2 separate regions of the Homo sapiens genome follow, and region 2 is linked to region 1. Evidence: chromatin contacts called from ENCODE Hi-C or POLR2A ChIA-PET data. All regions are on one chromosome and are shown on one strand. Each heading gives the region's core, a stretch centred on a gene start or an enhancer-like site at or near the end of the contact. The rest is flanking DNA. Distances are from core to core; before and after follow the strand shown.

Region 1 (4,058 bases), core at 793-3,292:
CCACACTGAACAAATATCTGTCTGAGTAAATGTGCAGGAGTTTATTTTCATTCACCTGCTTAGAAATGTATAGCATAGGACTCCCATAACCCTATTCATTAAAAACTCTGATTCCTTACTGACAAGGGTTCCTTGGACACAGCATATATAATAGCTTTGAAATAGGACTCGCATCGCTTCTTTTTATGTAGTTAGAGATATGTGCCTGTTGTCCTTAATGAACTTATTTTCTTTACTTTTGTATTCTCCAGGTCTATCCAGCTGAAGTCAAAAATGCCCCTCTCAGGCTGCCCCCAGTGACTCCAGTTTCCTAGCAGAGCCTAACCAGGTCAGGTAGTAAAAGCAGTTTTCTTAGCACCACCTATAGACAGTCTAGAAGTATTATTCCTGATTTGTAATTGGTATGGTCCTGCCAAGCTCCTGGAGCATGTAAACCTTCTGTTGCAGGGTTTTTGTTTCTCCCCTGTTACCCACCATATTAATTCAGATCATGAATCTGCTACGCTTTCCTTGCTGGGCTTGAGATACTCCTCAAGCTGCAATTCGCTTGGCTGTGACTCCAACTCCCTATGTGGCTTGTATCAAGCCTCTCTCCTGTGGATCCTGGCTCCTGGCAAGAAGCTTGCTGTGACAAGAGTTATAATCAACATCAGATGGATTTCTGATGCTTTCCCTACCTGACTGATGGGGACCCTTAGTTACTCAGCATTGGGCTTCCATATCTTTTGATTTTTGGGCATTGGAATTCCTGGCTAGTCCCCCAGAAGCTAGCTGTTCAAGATTGGCAGGTCTTATGTTCTTCAAAGTCTCAGCTTCTGCTCCTTTCTTATTGATACAAATTGCGAAGGTACCAGGATGCCTCATGTCTCAGTCTGCCTAATTTGTAATACTATAGTGCTTATCCATATATACACATATAAATGCATTTGTTTTTATTACTGTAAGACAAAATACACTAAAGAATAAGGCATTGTATCTCCAATTCTTTCATTAGAATCCTCAGATCATGATGTACAAGAAATATCTTTAAAGCCCTGAAGCCACTGCTTGTTTGATCCTTGAGAGCCATAACTACTATCTATAACTTGTTCATGCACTTCTGCATCTATGACTCACCTAAATGAAATTTCATAAACCTACCTGAGGTCTAATAGAATGCACTGCTCTTAATTCCTTGCTTAATTTCATTACTTGATGGTTTCTGGACTACCCAGAACTTCAGAAGGCATTCCTTTCCCTAACAATCTAATTTACATCTAAAGTTGCATTAAATTTAGTCTTTGACTAAGTTGAGCCAAAAACATGATGCTGATATCTAAATAACATGATTTTACTTTATAGACTCTGATAGTTGAGAGATATCAAAGTTGTCACTCTGGTACGAAAGTTTTATTCTCCACAGCACAACCTGAATAGTTCTGAATTTCTTTCTATCAACTAAACACATTTTTCTATCAACACATGTTTTAATTCCCCTTTGCCTCCTGGAAACCTTTTCCTTCCTGGCATATTTCCATGATCATTTTTTAAATGCTATTCAGAAACCTTCATTTTCTCTAATACAAGAAACCATGGTGAAGCGTTCATTGCTCAGACTTTCTTTACCTTGGGCTTTTGTAATGGAGAGTAGATTCTTCTTTGGAATGTGAAGTTTATATTAATAGTAATCTCAGGCAAAAGCATAATTATGGCACATGCAAGGCTCCAGAACAGTCTCATTGATGTCCCTGCTTCCTGGGCTTACAGTGAACTCCAGACAGACTTCTGTGGTTCCACCAATGAACTGCTGGGCAACTTTTGTCTTAGTCACTAAGAATTACTGTCAATAATGTTTTAAATTCTTTCTGACTTTTGTCTTCCTCTCAAGCTACTAACTTCCACTAATCTGACACGTGTGAGTAAACTTCACTTTGCAAGTATCTGTTCCTGTTTACCTTGTGGACGTTAGACAGCCTATTGAATACGGTTCACAAGTGTTGTCCCAGGGATTTTTAGTCAGTTACCATCATCGGGGGATTCCCTTTATCACTCCTTTAAATTTAATCCTCTGTTTGCTTGACACTAGTCTTCCTCTTTCTTTATTTACTTCTTTTTGATGAAGACTTTGCCTTTGTCAGGCAACTAATGGAGAAGTTCAGTCAGAGTTCAACCAGAGAAACAGAACTAATAGGCAATATACACTAAGGATTTTTTTTTTTTTTTTTGAGTCAGGGTCTCACTCTGTCACCCAGGCTGCAGTTGTGGGAGCTGGTTAGACAAGTCCAAAATGTATCAAGCTGAAGCTGATAGGTAGAATTTCTTCTTCCAGGAAACCATTCTGCTGTAAAGCTTTTCAACTGATTGAATTAGGGCCACTCAGATGATATAGGATTATCTCTTTTACTTAAAGTCAACTGACTGTAGATGTCTATTTTATCTATTCTTTCTTTCTTGAAATCTGAAAGATTGTCTCCTGTCTGTAAGAAAGCTTGAGATCTGGAATATTGTCTTAGCAGGCTGTAAGCTTGGTGAACCACCCTTATTTATTGATAGAATTTACCTCAGGTGACCTAGATATAGTCTCTCTTCTTCTTGGATAGTACAAATTTTTATAAATCTTTAGTTTTGATACCACCTTTTCTAGCTTCGGTTTGAATTACTGGGCTTCTATAAACACATCCCATCCTTTCTACAGATGGATTTGATTGATTGTTATATTTTTTATTTACATTTGATTATTTGACTGGATTTTGATCTCCTCAGGAAAAAGAAAATGTCTCCTCAGGAAAAAGAAAATATCTCTTGAATATGAAACTTCTACAGTTGGTGACTTTCAACTTCTGTATTTTAATTCTCAGTGGTTTCATTCTCATATTTTGGCCTTTTTATGATCTGGCCTAAGCTTCTGAGAGTTTATAATTGTAGCCATCCAGATAACATAAGCTACATGTAAATTTGAACTTCTAGTATGGAGATTCTAAGAATCTGGACATTCTGTTCTTTAATCACTGGAAAGCAACTTAAAAGTTTAGCATCCAATTTCCTGCTACTATGACAAATTCCACACTAAACATCATGGGAAAAATACATTCCAGCTTCATCCACATTAGCAATGAATTTCAATTCATAACCTTACACAGTTGTCTTTAGAAGTACTAGCATTCCCTTCCCACGTTCTTATCTATAGCTACAGCCTCCAACCCATTTCCTGAGACATATGGTTCTGTATTTCTTGGAAGGTTCGCAGCAATTCATTACTACATTCAAAATCCCCTGAGTCCAGCTACAATGCAGGGTAATTACTCCAACGTGGAGAAGAGTCAAACTGCATGTGAACGTGCTTCTCCAATAATTATAACCCATATCTTCAAAAGAGTGACAAGCATTTTTGCTTAGCTTTTAGAATCATAAGGTGGAAGCTCAGTTAAGTACTTTGCATAATGCTATTTTGGACAGTAATCATTGGGAGTACATAGGCTTTATTCAGTATTGAACCATTGGTAAGCATTTAAAAATATTTGTACACACACACACACACACACACACACACACACACACACAAACAGGACTTGACAATATCACTGCCCCTGCTCAGTAGTAGCTTTGTCAACAAACAAGTAGAGTCACTGAAGTGAAATATTCACTGTCAATTAGCAGCTGGGTCAATGTTACTAATTGTCAAACTATTTTTTTTGCTATAAAACACATTTACACACAATCTTGTGTAGAAACCCACTATATAAAACAGACAAGGGCCAGGTGCAGTGTCTCTTGCCCATAATCCCAGCACTTTGGGAGGCTGAGGCAGGAGGATTGCTTGAAACTAGATGTTTGAGACTAGCCTGGGCAACATAGGGAGACCCCACGTCTAAAATCATACAAAAATTAGCTGAGTGTGGTGGCACATGCCTGTAGTCCCAGCTACTCAGGAGGCTGAGGCAGGACGATTACTTGATCCCAGGAGGTCGAGGCTGCAGTGAGCTGTGATGGAGCCACTGCACTCCAGTCTAGATGACAGAGTGAGACCCTGTCTCAATAAATAAATAAAAAGAAAAAGGATTAGGACAGAGTTGCTCAGC
Region 2 (4,058 bases), core at 586-3,085, 48 kb before region 1:
GCTGTTACCCAGGCTGGTTTCAAAGTCCTGGCCCTGAGCAATCATCCTGGCTCACAAAGTGCTGGGATTACAGGTGTGAACCACTATGCCCAGCCACAACTTCTATTTTTAAAAAAGCACTATTAAGTAGGAAAAAAAAGCAGTATATAACACAGTATGTCAATTATCTGGAAAACTGAAATCAGTTACTGACTGCCAGTCAGCTCATGTGAAACACTTGTACCACCCTGATACAGTTTGGCTCTGTGTTCCCACCCAAATCTCATCTTGTAGCTCCCATAGTTCCCATGTGTTGTGGGAGGAACCCGATGGGAGACGAGTCATGGGGGCGGGTCTTTCCCATGCTGTTCTCATGATAGTGAATGAGTCTCATGAGATCTGATGGTTTTAAAAACGGGACTTTCCCTGCACAAGCTCTCTTCTCTTGTCTGCCACCATGTGAGACATGCCTTTTGCCTTCTGCCATGATTGTGAGGCTTCCCCAGCCACGTGGAACTGTAAGTCCAATTAAACCTTTCTTTTGCAAATTGCCTGGTCTCAGGTATGTCTTTATCAGCAGCATGAAAACGGATTAATATAGTAAACTGGTACCAGTAGAGTGGGGCACTGCTGAAAAGATACCCAAAAATGTGGAAGTGGCTTTGGAACTGGGTAACAGGCAGAGACTGGAACGGTCTGGAGGGCTCAGAAGGAGGCAGGAAAATGTGGGAATTTGGAACTGGGTAACAGGCAGAGACTGGAACAGTCTGGAGGGCTCAGAAGGAGACAGGAAGATAGGGAGTTTGGAATTCCCTAGAGACATGTTGAATGGCTTTGACCAAAATGCTAATAATGATATGGACAATGAAATCCAGGCTGAGGTGGTCTCAGATGGAGATGAGGAATGTGTTAGGAACTACAGCAAAGGTGGGTCTTGTTACGTTTTAGCAAAGATACTGGTGGCATTCTGCCCCTCCCTAGAGATTTGTGGAACTTGGAAGTTGAGAGAGATGACTTAGGGTATCTGGTGGAAAAAATTTCTAAGCAGCAAACCATTGAAGAGGTGACCTGGGTGCTGTTAAAGGCATTCAGTTTTATAAGGGAAAGAGTATAAATGTTTGGAAAATTTGCAGCCTGACAATGTGATAGGAAAGAAAATCCCATTTTCTGAGGAGAAGTTCAAGTCAGCTGCAGAAATTTGCATAAGTAATGAGGAGTCAAATGTTAATTCCAAGACAATGTGGAAAATGTCTCCAGGGCATGTCAGAGACCTTTGCAGCAGCCCCTCCCATCTCAGGCCTGGAGGTTCAGAAGGAAAAAATGGTTTCATGGGCTGGGCCCAGGGTCCCTCTGCCCTATGCAGTCTAGGGACTTGGTGCTCTGGGTCCCAGCCGCTCCAGCTGTGACTAAACGGGGTCAAGGTACAGCTCAGGCTGTGGCCTCAGAGGGTGGAAGCCTCAAGTCTTGGCAGCTTCCATGTGGTGTTGAGCCTGCAGGTGCACAGAAGTCAAGAATTGAAGTTTGGGAACCTCTGCTTAGATTTCAGAAGATGTATAGAAACACCTGAATGCCCAGGCAAAAGTTTGCTGCAGGGGTGGGGCTCTCATGGAGAACCTCTGCTAGGGCAGTGAGGAAGGAAAATGTGGGGTCAGAGCCCTCCCCCAACAGAATCCTACTGGGTCACCTCTCAGTGGAGCTGTGAGAAGAGGGCCACCATCCTCCAGACCCCAGAATGGTAGATCCACTGACAGTTTGTACCGTGCGCCTGGAAAACCCGCAGACACTCAACAACAGCCTGTGAAAGCAGTCAGGAGGGAGGCTGTACCCTGCAAAACCACAGGGGCAGAACTGCTTGAGACCAAAGGATGTTGCATCAGCATGGCCTGGATTCAAGACATGGAGTCAAAGGAGATCATTTTGAAGCTTTAAGATTTGACTGCCCTGCTGGATTTTGAATTTGCATGGGGGCCTGGAGCCCCTTTGTTTTGGCCAATTTCTCCCATTTGGAACAGCTATATTTACCCAATGCCTGTACCCCCACTGTATCTAGGAGGTAACTAACTTGCTTTTGATTTTACAGGCTCACAGGTGGAAGGGACTTGTCTCAGATAAGACTTTGGACTGTGGACTTTTGAGTTGAGACTTTGGGGGTTAACTACTCAAAACCAGTTGGAAAGGCATGATTGGTTTTGAAATGTGAAGATACGAGATTTGAGAGGGGCCAGGGGCAGAATGATATGGTTTGGCTCTGTGTCCTCACACAAATCTCATCTTATAGCTCCCATAATTCCCATGTGTTGTGGCAGGGACCTGGTGGGAGATGACTAAATCATGGGGGTGGGTGTTTTTCGTGATGTTCTTGTGACAGTAAGTCTCATGAGATCTCATGGTTTTAAAAACGGGAATTTCCCTGCACAAGCTCTCTTCTCTTGTCTGCTGTCATGTGAGATGTGCCTTCTGCCACGATTGTGAGGCTTCCCCAGCCACGTGGAACTGTAAGTCCAACTAAACCTTTCTTTTGTAAACTGCCCGGTCTCAGGTATGTCTTTATAGGCAGTGTGAAAACGGACTAATATACACCCTCATTAGTCTACTTCATTTATTGTCTTTTACTATAGAGTTTATGTGCATGGCTGTGGTATTACCTAAGTATAATATCATCTCTAGTTTATTAATTTCTGTAAGGCAAAGCCTAGCACAACACTCAGTGTTGGTTTAAAAATAAAATGAAAAAGGAAGGGGGCTAGTTACGTGTTTTGAGAGAATTAATGGAATAGCTAATTTTGACCTACACGTGAAAACAGAAAGTCCATCTTGTAGTTTTAATTACTCAAAACCAGTTTACTTAAAGTTGACTAAAATGTGTACTAAATGGATAGGCTCGTCTCTGAAATAGAAACAGCTGTGTCTTTCAGAAGACTGATTAGACTAAGTGGCAGAGCTGGACACCACTGCTATAGAAAAGAATGTGCAGGGGCAAGAAGAGGGGGTGGTTAAAGATGCAGTAATGGCAACAGCTGAACCTTCAAGAAAAAAAAATTGGCTAAGGACAGGAAAAAATATTCCTTCTTCTTAGTTATATATATTTCTATTTAAAGGGGAAGCCAACAGAGCTGGGGGAAAGGAAGGGAGGGATGTGTACACTGAAGTAACTGGCGTTGGTAATATATTTACACAGGACCCCAGTTTTAAAAAAAAGGGTGGGGGTGAACAAATACCTTCATTTACCTTATAGTTTACTTACCTGGGTCCTTGAGGCATAAGTGAAATAGCTATTCTGTAGTGTGAGCTCTCTGCCCCAAGCAAAAGGCAACCTCCCTTCAAAGTCTGACAGGTTTTTTCAGTCAATTGTATCAGGTTGAATTACATGACACTGACATTTTTGTATGTCAAAGGCAGAATATTGGCAATTTCATGTGGTCCTAAAGCAACAATCCCCCCTCAAGTGATTACAATGGTAGACCTTAAGGCTTTCTGTTTTTCTAGGGCAGTAAGTCTCAAAGTTAAGTGTGCAGTAGAATTACCTTGGAGGGCCTGTTAAAACAAAATGCTGGGCTTCAATCCGGGTGTTAAGGGTTCAGCGGGTCCGGGTCAGCTTCCCAAATTTGCATTTCTAACAAAGTCTCAGGTCGTCCTGGGATCTCACACTAAGAACCTCTGTTCTAGTCTGAAGGCTGAACTAGGAAGCTGTCAATACCGCTAACACACACAAAAAACTCATCATCATTCCCCCAGGTGTTCATTTGTCCTCCATCTCTGAATAAGTCTTCCATTTTACTTGGGTACTATGCTAAGGAACTGGCTTACTTTCAACTTCTTTTTTGGGGGGTCTTATTCCAATGTTAGGGAATCTCTTTTGAAATCCACAACATTCTCCAACACTGAAAGCAAGGAGGTAGTTTTAATTACATTTTATAGATACATGAAAAGTTTACAAGGGTAAAGACTTCCAGATATTTTTGGAACAACTCTTTTTCTACTTGATAATTCCTAAAAGCTATTAACACATGCTGTTATAAAAGAGAAGATTTAGAGCCTCTGTTTACTGCTGCCTTGTCACTTACTGCCAGGGTTCTCCC

The links. A loop is a pair of places that touch in the nucleus more often than their neighbours do. ChIA-PET counts read pairs that join two places held with the same protein, here RNA polymerase II (POLR2A). Pooled maps may share reads with other maps.
Region 2: a loop to region 1 is called in a map with no recorded cell type, with 4 times the contacts of the local background. The contact joins two enhancer-like sites. A Hi-C loop is called at or near these places in 1 of 168 maps with a recorded cell type or tissue (B cell), 3 of 37 single-sample maps with no recorded cell type and 3 of 50 pooled maps. POLR2A ChIA-PET finds 5 or more read pairs at or near these places in 2 of 52 experiments (activated T-cell and naive thymus-derived CD4-positive, alpha-beta T cell).

What each region holds. Positions count from the first base shown.
Region 1 is chr2:138,473,440-138,477,497 of GRCh38, reverse strand. No RefSeq gene overlaps it. Among named protein-coding and RNA genes, the nearest start is that of SPOPL-DT, 26 kb to the left of the region's middle. Within about 2 kb of position 2,042, at least 3 of the 41 ENCODE cell types and tissues checked have a DNase peak (open chromatin) inside an H3K27ac peak, as active enhancers do.
Region 2 is chr2:138,521,573-138,525,630 of GRCh38, reverse strand. The region is part of intron 1 of SPOPL (speckle type BTB/POZ protein like); the gene reads right to left. Among named protein-coding and RNA genes, the nearest start is that of SPOPL, 22 kb to the right of the region's middle. RefSeq lists enhancers at 1,362-1,451, 1,462-1,511. Within about 2 kb of position 1,835, at least 2 of the 41 ENCODE cell types and tissues checked have a DNase peak (open chromatin) inside an H3K27ac peak, as active enhancers do.